Linked DNA regions of Homo sapiens: region 2 is linked to region 1. The links are chromatin contacts, found by Hi-C or POLR2A ChIA-PET in ENCODE. All regions are on one chromosome and are shown on one strand. Each heading gives the region's core, a stretch centred on a gene start or an enhancer-like site at or near the end of the contact. The rest is flanking DNA. Distances are from core to core; before and after follow the strand shown. Region 1 holds the start of YRDC (yrdC N6-threonylcarbamoyltransferase domain containing). Region 2 overlaps GNL2 (G protein nucleolar 2).

Evidence for each region. A loop is a pair of places that touch in the nucleus more often than their neighbours do. ChIA-PET counts read pairs that join two places held with the same protein, here RNA polymerase II (POLR2A). Pooled maps may share reads with other maps.
Region 2: a loop to region 1 is called in a pooled map, with 6 times the contacts of the local background. The contact joins the enhancer-like site here to the promoter of YRDC in region 1. A Hi-C loop is called at or near these places in 1 of 50 pooled maps. POLR2A ChIA-PET finds 5 or more read pairs at or near these places in 5 of 52 experiments (BJ, H1, HCT116 and 2 more).

The regions. Positions count from the first base shown.
Region 1 is chr1:37,805,646-37,810,790 of GRCh38, forward strand. It overlaps YRDC (yrdC N6-threonylcarbamoyltransferase domain containing), which reads right to left and starts at 2,563. Exons shown (of 5, transcript NM_024640.4): 1 at 2,147-2,563; 2 at 1,456-1,570; 3 at 1,212-1,331. The coding sequence starts at 2,535. C1orf122 (chromosome 1 open reading frame 122) reads left to right here and starts at 2,145. Exons shown (of 3, transcript NM_198446.3): 1 at 2,145-2,794; 2 at 2,886-3,087; 3 at 3,333-3,809. The coding sequence starts at 2,760. The coding sequence ends at 3,428. MTF1 (metal regulatory transcription factor 1) reads right to left here. Exons shown (of 11, transcript NM_005955.3): 11 at 3,929-5,145. RefSeq lists silencers at 2,213-2,472, 2,653-3,202.
Region 2 is chr1:37,573,178-37,578,322 of GRCh38, forward strand. It overlaps GNL2 (G protein nucleolar 2), which reads right to left. Exons shown (of 16, transcript NM_013285.3): 9 at 3,251-3,379; 10 at 2,418-2,522; 11 at 1,488-1,646; 12 at 1,166-1,279. Among named protein-coding and RNA genes, the nearest start is that of DNALI1, 19 kb to the left of the region's middle. RefSeq lists an enhancer at 2,953-4,152. Within about 2 kb of position 2,059, at least 2 of the 41 ENCODE cell types and tissues checked have a DNase peak (open chromatin) inside an H3K27ac peak, as active enhancers do.

The DNA of each region.
Region 1 (5,145 bases), core at 1,313-3,812:
TTCTTGCTCCTGGGGTACAGCCACCAGGACCAAGTCAAACCTGCACTCTGAGAATGGGAAGGGATGCTGAACTCTCACTTTCTAAGAACCCTGAGCCCCACTCTAGGTCTGGGAATGGAAAACCCATCGAATGGAGTTCTGAGCAGGGATACGGGCTCTAACTCTGGACTTTCCATCGTATCTCTATGTGACTGCACGCAAGTTACTCTATCCAGGCTTATTAGCTGGATGTAATAAGCCCAAGGAAGGCCCAAGGCCTGATGCTGGATACTATGTGTGATACTATGTGTCTGGCCGAGTCTGGGGACACAATGTAGCTTATTACTACGTTTTACATCTTAGTAATAAGAAAAAAAACGAAATTTCTATGTGTCCTCCTTTGTTCTAATCTATGTAGCCAAGAAAGGATTAGGATGATCCTTTCTTTGATCTGGCTTGTGGCAGAGATAAGAGAACAGGGGCGAGAATCAAAAACTGGTTAAAAATCTGAGTCAGTCACTTAATGGCTGTGTGACCTGGAACAAGTGATTTAACTTTCTGGAGGCTAAACTTCATCTTTTTTTTTTTTTTTAAGAGACAGAGTCTCGCTCTAGAGCCCTGCCTGGAGTACAGTGGCACAATCTGAGCTCACTGTAACCTCTGCCTCCCAGGTTCAAGTGATTCTCCTGCCTCAGCCTCCCAAGTAGCTGGGATTACAGGCATGCGCCACCATGTCTGGCTAATCTTTGTATTTTTTATTAGAGATGGAGTTTTGCCATGTTAGCCAGGCTGGTCTCAAACTCCTGACCTCACATGATCCACCTGCTTGGGCCTCCCAAAGTGCTGGGGTCACAGGCATGAGCCACTGCCCTTGGCCTTCTTCATCTTTCTTTACAGCACTGTCGTGAAGATTTATAGCCTAACTGTGTTCTCCAGAAACTGTTATCTCCAGAAAAACAGGAAGACATTGTTCTTATAATCTTTCCTATTATTATAAAGACTGAAGAAAAGACCAATTCTCCCCCTGGCTTTTCAGACTTTGAGATAAAATCTTTCAAATTTTTTTAATTTATATTGCCCCCCACCACCTCCCTGCCAGCTGGGCAACCTTCCCACTGTTGGCCCAAGAACTCTCATGCCTGGCCATCCCAGTGTACTATCAATGCCACTGATTCACAGAAAACAGTATGTGCGCTGGTGACATTTCCAGGGGAAGGACTGGGTAAACTCACCTCGACATTCAGAGAACTGGCCTGGGAGCTGAGGTTGGCACTAGTGAGAGCAAGCGGACCCTCAAACATCTGAGCCAAGTCTTGCATAAAAGCATGATCAGGAATCCGAATGCCTACAAGCTGTAAGGCAAGGGGAAAGGGATCATGAGAAAGGTTGGAAGGGATAAGAGGGTAAGTCTTATCTGGATCCTAGTGAAAGCCAAGTGGCCTGGAGTCTGGGGACACAAGAGAAAACTTGACTCACAGGCGTAAAAGGGTTTAGGTCCTTGTTGAGCTCCTCCGAGCGTTCCATCACCAGGGTCACTGGTCCTGGCAGTAGGTCTTTCAGGAGCCCCTCAGGTACTCTCACACGGCAGTATCTGGGAAACACAGAAGAATAAATCCATTCAAAATTGAAGGGCCACTGGTGGTCCTTTCCTAGACTCTAGGCAGACGTAGAAAAGGAATCCTTCGAGTTTACAATGGGAGCCGCCTGTCTCCCTGCTTCACCTCCCTAAGAGCTTGAGCAGAAAGCAGGGCTCCAGAGGCGCACCCCTGGCTTGACGCCCATGTGCCTCTGGTCTCAGGGACTACAACAGCTGCACCGCTGTGATATCATGATAGTGGGATCAAGCTCCACGTTTTATTTTCTTCAAGGCATTCGCTATTAAATTAAGCTACTGTGTTTGTTTGCTTTTTTCCCGGGGGCCTCCCCAATTAGCACAAATACGCCAAGGGAACAGGGTCCCTGCCTTTCTCGTGTGTTGCTGCTTCCCAGCAGCATGTAGTTCAGGGCCCGGGGCACGTTAAGTCCTCGGTACATATTTCCAGTTCCGGATTCCTTGGTGAGCCTGGACAAGCCCCTCCCGCTCTCTGCGCCTCAGTCTCCCAAGCCTGTCACCGGAAACCCCTCCCGCGGTGCCGCCCCTAGCGGGGCCGGGTCGGGGCGGCCTTACCTGTAGACGTCGGCCACGCGGCCGAGGCATACGGCCAGAGGCTTGGCCTCGCTGCGACCCTTGAGGCGGTACACAGCGCGCAGAGCCGCCGAGCAGCTCGCCGCGCAGGCCAGGCCGTACAGCGTATCGGTGGGGACGGCCACCACGGCGCCGGCGCGCAGCTCGGCCACGGCGGCCCGCAGCGCCTCGGTCCAGCCGGCGCGCTCCGGGCTCGCGGCCTGCACGGCCCCGCTCCCCGGGAGCCGCAACAGCCGGGCGCCGGGGGCCGCCGGAGCGGGACTCGGCGGGCGGAAGAGGCGACCGCTCCGGGAGCCAGCAGGCCCCTCGCTCAACCCCACGCTGGCAGCCACCGCGGCCCTCATCCCCCTGCACCGACGCGCCGGAGACATCCGCCCAGGCCCGCTTCCGGGAGGAAGTGACGCTCCCAGCCAGCTTCCGGTCCAGGAGACTCGGCCCCGCCTCTGCGCCGGGCAGCTTAAAGGGACCACGACCCCCAGGAGGATTGAAGGAGACCGGTGGGGACGGGGCGGGGCGCAGCCTTGCGAAGCCCTAACGCAGCGCTGGGGAGGGGGGCGGCCGAAAGGGGGGCGGTGGTCGGGCCGCGCAAGCGGAGATGGAATGGGGCCCGGGCTCAGACTGGTCACGGGGGTGAGAGGGGGCCCGTCGGGGCGGGAGGAAGGGGCTTGGCCCCGCGCAAGCGCCGGCCCTGACCGTCTGTCTCTCGCTCTCTCCCGGGCAGGGAGGCTGCCGGCGTGGACCGCGGGAAGGCGGGGCTGGGGCTCGGCGGGAGGCCACCCCCACAGCCGCCCCGGGAGGAGCGCGCCCAGCAGCTGCTGGACGCGGTGGAGCAGCGGCAGCGGCAGCTCCTGGACACCATCGCAGCCTGCGAGGAGATGTTACGGCAGCTGGGCCGCCGGCGCCCGGAGCCGGCTGGTGGCGGGGTTAGTGCCCACCCTGGGCTGGGCTGGGGTGGGGTGGGGTCTGCCCACTGGCTAGGCTGGCCAAGCCCTAGCTTACCCTGGAGGGGGGAAGTATGTCTCCGCCGCTTTATCCCTAACCTCCTTTGATCTGGTGAGAGGTTTCGAAAAAGTTAATACTATCCAAATGCCAAATGGCCACATCCTTGTGGGGCCTAATCCAAGGCCTTGCCTCCCAGCCTCACTTTTTTCCTTTCTGTTCCAACTAGAACGTCTCAGCCAAACCTGGAGCGCCCCCCCAGCCGGCTGTCTCCGCCAGAGGCGGCTTTCCAAAGGATGCTGGCGATGGAGCTGCGGAGCCCTGACCATCCCCGAGCAGAATACCCTGACTTCTCTCCCTCCCCAGGGCCGGTGGCTGGACTCTGAACAACTCCCTTCAGTAAAGGGGCCAGTCTTCACTGGCAGTGGCTGGTACTTGGCTCTCAGCCTGGAGTGGCAGCTCTGCTAGCAGCTGGGTTCACTCCCACTTCATCCTGGCTGAAAGCAGTGCTGTGCTTTGAAATGCAGCCAATGAATACCCAGTCTGATTACCCAGATTTGGGCAGACCAGCAGTGCTCGCCAGAGTGGTCTGGCCTGCTATGGGGGATCCAGGTGGTGTTACATGTCCATTTCATGTTTTGGGGGCTTTTAGCCCCACAAAACACCTTCAGTAGAGCCTTGATTAAAAGGAAACCTGCAGACTCTCCTGGTGACCGACGTTTCCTTTCTGTCCCCTCTCCAAGACTGATGGCTGGGAAGGGGGGAGTGGTGGAAAAATGTCAACTATGGGCAGGGTTGGTAAGAAATGCCACAGATACTACCAGATTTAAATAAGCATTTAATTAGGATTTCATTAGTATTTAATATTGCTTTTTCAATTCCAAAAAGTTAAATTTTCACTTTTTAGCAGATATTTTAAAGTACAATATTAAGTTTATACAAAATGAGCAATTAAGCAAACACCATTATTTCACATTCTTCAAAAATACAAATTCATATTTATTCTTTTTTGGGTTTGGAGGTTTCTTCCTTTGGAAGTACTGAACCTGTAACGTTTTCACATCGCTCAGTGGAAGTCCGTTGTTCCCATGTTTCACACTTACTTTTACATAATCCAAATAAAACTATTTGGGATTTTAAAAGTTGTCACCAAGACCCCGGCCAATGATTAGTGTATGTCAAAAAAAAGGGCTCTTGGGGGCTCTTGCCTTTCCTGGCTAGAAGATCTGAGCCAGAAATTCAGCAAAAATCTGTTTCCAGCCACCCTCCCCAAATAGGGACTAGAAAGAGTTCACAGGAAAAGGGAACAGACACCTTGAACTCTGACCCCCACCCCCACATTCTCCAAAACACAACGAAGGATGTAGACTGTTGAGTCAAATAGCCCTTGGGAGGCCTGAGAACACAGCAGGAAAAGGGCAAGAGAAAGCCTCTGACTTGGCACACTACGAGGATAACAAGGATATTGCAAAAAACACCCCTGGGTTTTGGTGCAAAAAGGTTTTATGAAAAATTTTCCCATAAGAAAAAGTAGAAACTGCATTGAGCTGAGAAAGTGACACTACATTATCACCCAATTTTTGGCCCAACAGGCACACCACCAAAAGGGCAGTGTGTGGTTTTAAACCTCAATTCCAGTAAAAAAGCTTGTACTATGTACACATTGACATAAAGATCCAGTTTAATTTGCATTTTTCAGTGCAGACTGAGAAGCCCTCTCTTGAACAGGAGTAACAGTGAGAAATGCCCAGTGGTCGTCGGCTTCCCCAAAGGGCATCAGAAGAAATACAGGACTGTTTCCCTCTCTCCCTAAAAAACATGCAAGAGGAAACAGGCCAAAATGGCTAACCAATCAGAAATATGCTTCAGTTTTGTTGCCTCCACCCCCAAATATTAAGGAACAGACAATTTCTGATCTATGTCACAGCAGAACTATTTGCATATTGGATCTATGAAAATCCTTCTGCTTTGGCTGAAGTATATTCTAAAACTTGTCTATTCTATAGCCTGAGAATTGAAGATAAAATGGGGGAGGTGGAGTA
Region 2 (5,145 bases), core at 809-3,308, 230 kb before region 1:
GCAGGGAGAAGGGAGAATGTCAATTAACATCAGTTTCAGGCTAACTTTCAAATGCTGCAGAATACATTCAACTGAAAATACCTAGCTGCAACTGCAACTTGGAATGGGGTCAGGTGAGAGGAAACCAGCACTGTATGGACCCAACGACACTAGCAAGCATAGATGCACAATTTGAAGCCACCATTTCAAGAGACTTGGCTGGGTTCTGAAAAAGGTCCTAGAACCAGAAAGGCAAAACGTTAACGTTGAGCCTTGTGGCGGCCCACTGCCAGGGTGAGGGAAATGGGGATAGTAGGAGAGCTTCTGGCCCCAGCCTTCAGTCTTCTTTCTCCGACTATCAGTAGTACCACTCTCCTTTCCCACTGGATCACAGGTTTTTTGAGGGCCAGGGCTGTTTTTCGTTCCTATATTCCCTGTGCCTGGCACATAGTCGATGCTAATAAATGTTTGTTAAACAAATGTTATCTTAGCAATGATTCTGTTTCGTAAGCATAAGAAAAGATACAGGTACCAGAAGATCACTTACATTTAATGAGCCCTCTTTTTCCAAGGCCCTAAAGGCTAGTATCTAAGTTTGGTCTTCTCTCATATGTCTACTTATTAGTCTCCAAATGCACCCCCTAGCAAGGCCATGGCACTGGCACTCTAGAATGAGAGAGGGTGGAGTGATCGCCATGGGCCAGCAGTGGCTCCCAACAGTGCTTCACCCTCAAAAAAATTTTTTTTTATTTTTTTGAGATGGAGTCTCCCTCTATTGCCCAGGCTAGAGTGCAGTGGCACGATCTCGGCTCACTGCAACTTGTCTCCTGGGTTCAAGCAATTCTCTTGCCTCAGCCTCCCGAGTAGCTGGGACTACAGGAGCGTGCCATCATGCTAGGTTAATTTTTGTATTTTTAGTAGAGACAGGGTTTCACCATATTGGTCAGGCTGGTCTTGAACTCCTGACCTTGTGATCCACCTACCTCGGCCTCCCAAAGTGCTGGGATTACAGGCGTGAGCCACCCATGCCCGGCCCCAAAAATATTTTTATATATTTAAAAAAATAATAAAATGAGAGACACCGCAGCTGAATGAATACACGCTCTATGAAGAGAGACAATCACAAGCTACACCAAATCTAGGTCAGGACCCATGCTCCCCAGAGGTGGGCCCACCCTGCTCTTACCTGGGGGGCCACAAGTGGCTCTGCATTGGGTGGCTTGACAAAGAAAGGAATCCGGCCCCTCTGCCAGTCATTGAGGACCATCTTACCCACAGTCTGCAAGTCGGGCTCTCCACCCTGAAAGGTCACAAAGAGATTCCCAATTAAATTCAAAGGACCAAAACCACCTACCACTTTGGGGGTATTTCAGTTGTCCCAGGGGTTCATCATCACTTAAGTGACAAGTTTCACACTGCTCATACATGCATACCAAAAAAAGGCCCATATCATATACATACATGCTTGTGACAAGTATCAGTCTAAATTCTCACAAACGCCGGGTCACCTTTAGTAACTTCCCAGTCCGGAAAGCGAGCTTCTCAAGAAAGTCCTCAGCATTCTCCCAAGAATCAATCTTGTATGTTTTGCTGATATATTCTGGCTTTGCTCGTTCAAGTACAGCACCAATGTGGTCTTCAGGACTCTTAATTTTTTCTACTTGAACCTAAATGTTAATAGGAAATCTCTCACTTACAAACTTTGTTGTGGAAGCAGTGAAGTTCCCAGTGTCCTTTGCAGCACTATTTGAAAATAGACTTCAACATCACAAAGCTCGTGGAGATTGGCAGGAGCCTGTCTCTGACGGGGCTAGACATGGTCAGCTGCAAGGAGCACTGCTGAAAGCTGACCATAGCCACGGAGCCCAGAACTCAGCTTTAATCCCCACTCACCACAAACTAACTGTGTGGCTGCCACAGTTTAAACTTGGAATGCTTCATGTTACTCACTTGCAGAAATGGTTAAAAGCCTGCCCATCCCAGGACACAAAAATAATGGAATAGTTTAAGAAAGGAGAGGAGGAATGTGTACAGGATGTATAGCCAGAAGCATGGTCAAGGTTAAGTGGAACCATTTACAGTTTTTCAGTCGTATTCAGAAACAAGTGAGGAAATGACTGGGTTCCAAAATGACTCAACCCATAAACCCACGAAGACGAATTATCGCTAAGCATAAACAGGCCCTGCTTCCCTTTGGATCCTGTGTGTAAACTACAAACTCTTTTGTGGGATGATATTGACCAGATATGCCCATGGTTCCACTAATTCCTCAAACAGCTTATGCTGAGAGGCTGCTGTTCAGCATCATGTTCCTAAAGTTTGGTCAGACAGGCTGACCCCAAACTGCCTTCTTAATAAGTAAAAAGGAAAGGTATCCAGGGTTCCCTATAGAACACTCCCCCGCAAACACAAACAGCCTATCAGGGCCAAATACTCACAACTCCTTTTAGCACAATGTCTGTCTCGGAGTCCTCAGAGGGGTAAACCACACCTGGACAGTCAATCAGGAATATCCGACGCATCAAAGTAATATACTGCCAGACCTGAAGTCAGAAAAAAGTCAGAGATGTCCTGTATCAAACACTAAGAGTCTAATTTCACAAACCCCTGATGCTCATGTATGAAGCTGGAAAGGAGGAAGGGGTGAGTCAAAGAAAAGCAACGCGCTAAGTAATTAAGCTACTAACTCTCTCATCTGTGCCGTGCACAAGATACTTCCACTAAGTGTAAACTATAGTTTCCATCAGCTAAGAGTCTAAAAACAACACAGAGACAGGATTTCCATCTCGTATTGTGCAATTATACCCGGTGAACCTTTCCTGAGTTTTAGAAGTACTCTTGAGAGCTTAGTACTGCTTGACCTCATTGCCTTTAAGCAAAACCATGCTGTTCCCCACTATGTGTTCTAGGATATGACCCCCAACTTTCAGAACCTACCTTAAGTTTGAGGCTTCTTAACCCAGGCATCAAATATTCTTGGGTTAGTTTTGTTTATCAAAATAAAAGGCTGGAGTGATAATTTAAAACAGATCTAAATATGAATCACATTAACTAACACAGGCCAAAGCCACACGGGGGCATATAAAATACTCTCAGTCTTATCAAAGTGGGCAGAAACAACTCTGATACGTTCCAAACTATTATATGGTGAGCTAAACTCCTAGTGGTGGTCTGCATTCAAGAGAAGCAGAGAGAAATCAACAAGTCCTAAACAATCACTCTCTATGAAAAGAAAATATGCAAAAGTAAGGTCACCCTGCGCCCAACGTACCTTTGTTTCACCTGCAATGGGAGCCACGTTGCAAACTTTCTTAGAACGCAATGTATTTATCACAGAGCTCTTGCCAACATTTGGATAGCCAATGAACCCAACACTGATCTGTTTCTTGTCAGTGTGCAACTGTTCAAAGAGAGAATACACAGCACATACATGCAGTCATATATATCCCTTTGGACAAGTAGGTTGTATTACTTTGTTAATATCAAGAATACAGTGCAAAACTGTTGATACAACTTGATCTGAAGCCTAGATACACACCACCTACATAATCTGAGTAAGCTGGATACATATGCTTATTAATAAATCAGAGGTGAGTCATTTCCTCAGTCATGCAAGTGAAATTATCCTTGTATGTGTTAAGGTTAAAAGTATGTAGGTCAAGAAATAAAAGAAGGCTCGGCACAGTGGCTCACGCCTGTAATCCCAGCACTTTGGGAGGCCAAGGAGAGCGGATCACCTGAGGTCAGGGGTTCGAGACCAGCCTGGCCAACATGATGAAACCCTGTCTCTACTAAAAATACAAAAATTAGCCAGGCATGGTGGCGCAAGCCTGTAATCCCAGCTACTTGGGAGGCTGAGGCAGGAGAATCGCTTGAACCTGGGAGGCCGAAGTTGCAGGGAACCAAGATCATGCACTGCACTATAGCCTGGGTGACAGAGACTCCAGTCTCAAAAAAAAAAAAAAGAAACAAAAGAAGAAAAACAGCTTGTTAGTCACTGATTTAGAACAATGCCATCTATTGATAAAACATCTTCGGGAAAAAGAATATGAACAGGTTCATCAACTGGACAATCCCACAACTCACCCCCCCTTTTCTTTGCATAATACATCTGCATTTCCACTGCCAAAAATAAATAACAAAAGAAAAAAAGCAACCTTGAAAGTTACGACTACAGGGTGAAAGTCTCAAAAAGGCAGAGCTTGCTATCAAGAAGAGGGCCTACAAACGAATGGAGGCTTCCGATTAAAGATGGTGGACTGAACATACATGCTAACCCCGTTCCCTCACCAACTCCACTAGAATGACAGCAGTGGACATTAACACTTTTAAACCAATAGAACCAAACATACTGAACCAGAGAATGAGATGGAGATGAGACAACAAAAACTAAAGTGATGTTAAACAAAATACTAGATGCTTAAAAGTAGTATCAAACTTGGCCCATTACAAAATATAAAAGCTAAGTGGTTGTAAAGATAGAAAAACTAAAGATCCAGCAATAATAATGACAATGAATCACAGAGATTCATTGGGAATCACTGGGAATTGGTGGTAGATCCCTCTTAAGATAGGGCTGAAAACAAGGACCAGCAGATAGTCTGCCAAAGCAGCCACACTTCTCCATCCCCTCCCTCATTCAGGGTGGGCACACAACTTCTCTACTCTCAAAGAAATCCAGGGCCTATGAAAGTGGCTTTTGGATTTTTTGAAATGTCACATGTTTGAAAGTATCTGTAATCTTCAGACTTGAAAGGGATCCTGGATTTAGAGATAATAACAGTATTCCCAGAATGATTAATTGAAAATCTAAGTATTCAATAGTGAGATGCCCAGTCTACTATTCCCACTGAGTTCCCAGAACTCTAGCAGCCAGGATTCTATACCCCTAGAGCTAGAGATTGAAAGATTCTCTTCTGGGGAAACTCACAAGCCCAAGAAAAAAGACCTACAGACACTGGTATCTACAGGATGTCCTCCCAACAAAAAATTTGGGTCCCAGTCAGGCACAGTGGCTCATGCCTGTAATCCCAGAACTCTGGGAGGCTGAGGTGGGCAGATCACTTGAGGTCAGGAGTTTGAGACCAGCTTGGCCAACATGGTGAAACCCCAACTCTACTCAAAATACAAAAATTAACCAGGTCTGGTGGTGCTTGCCTGTACTCC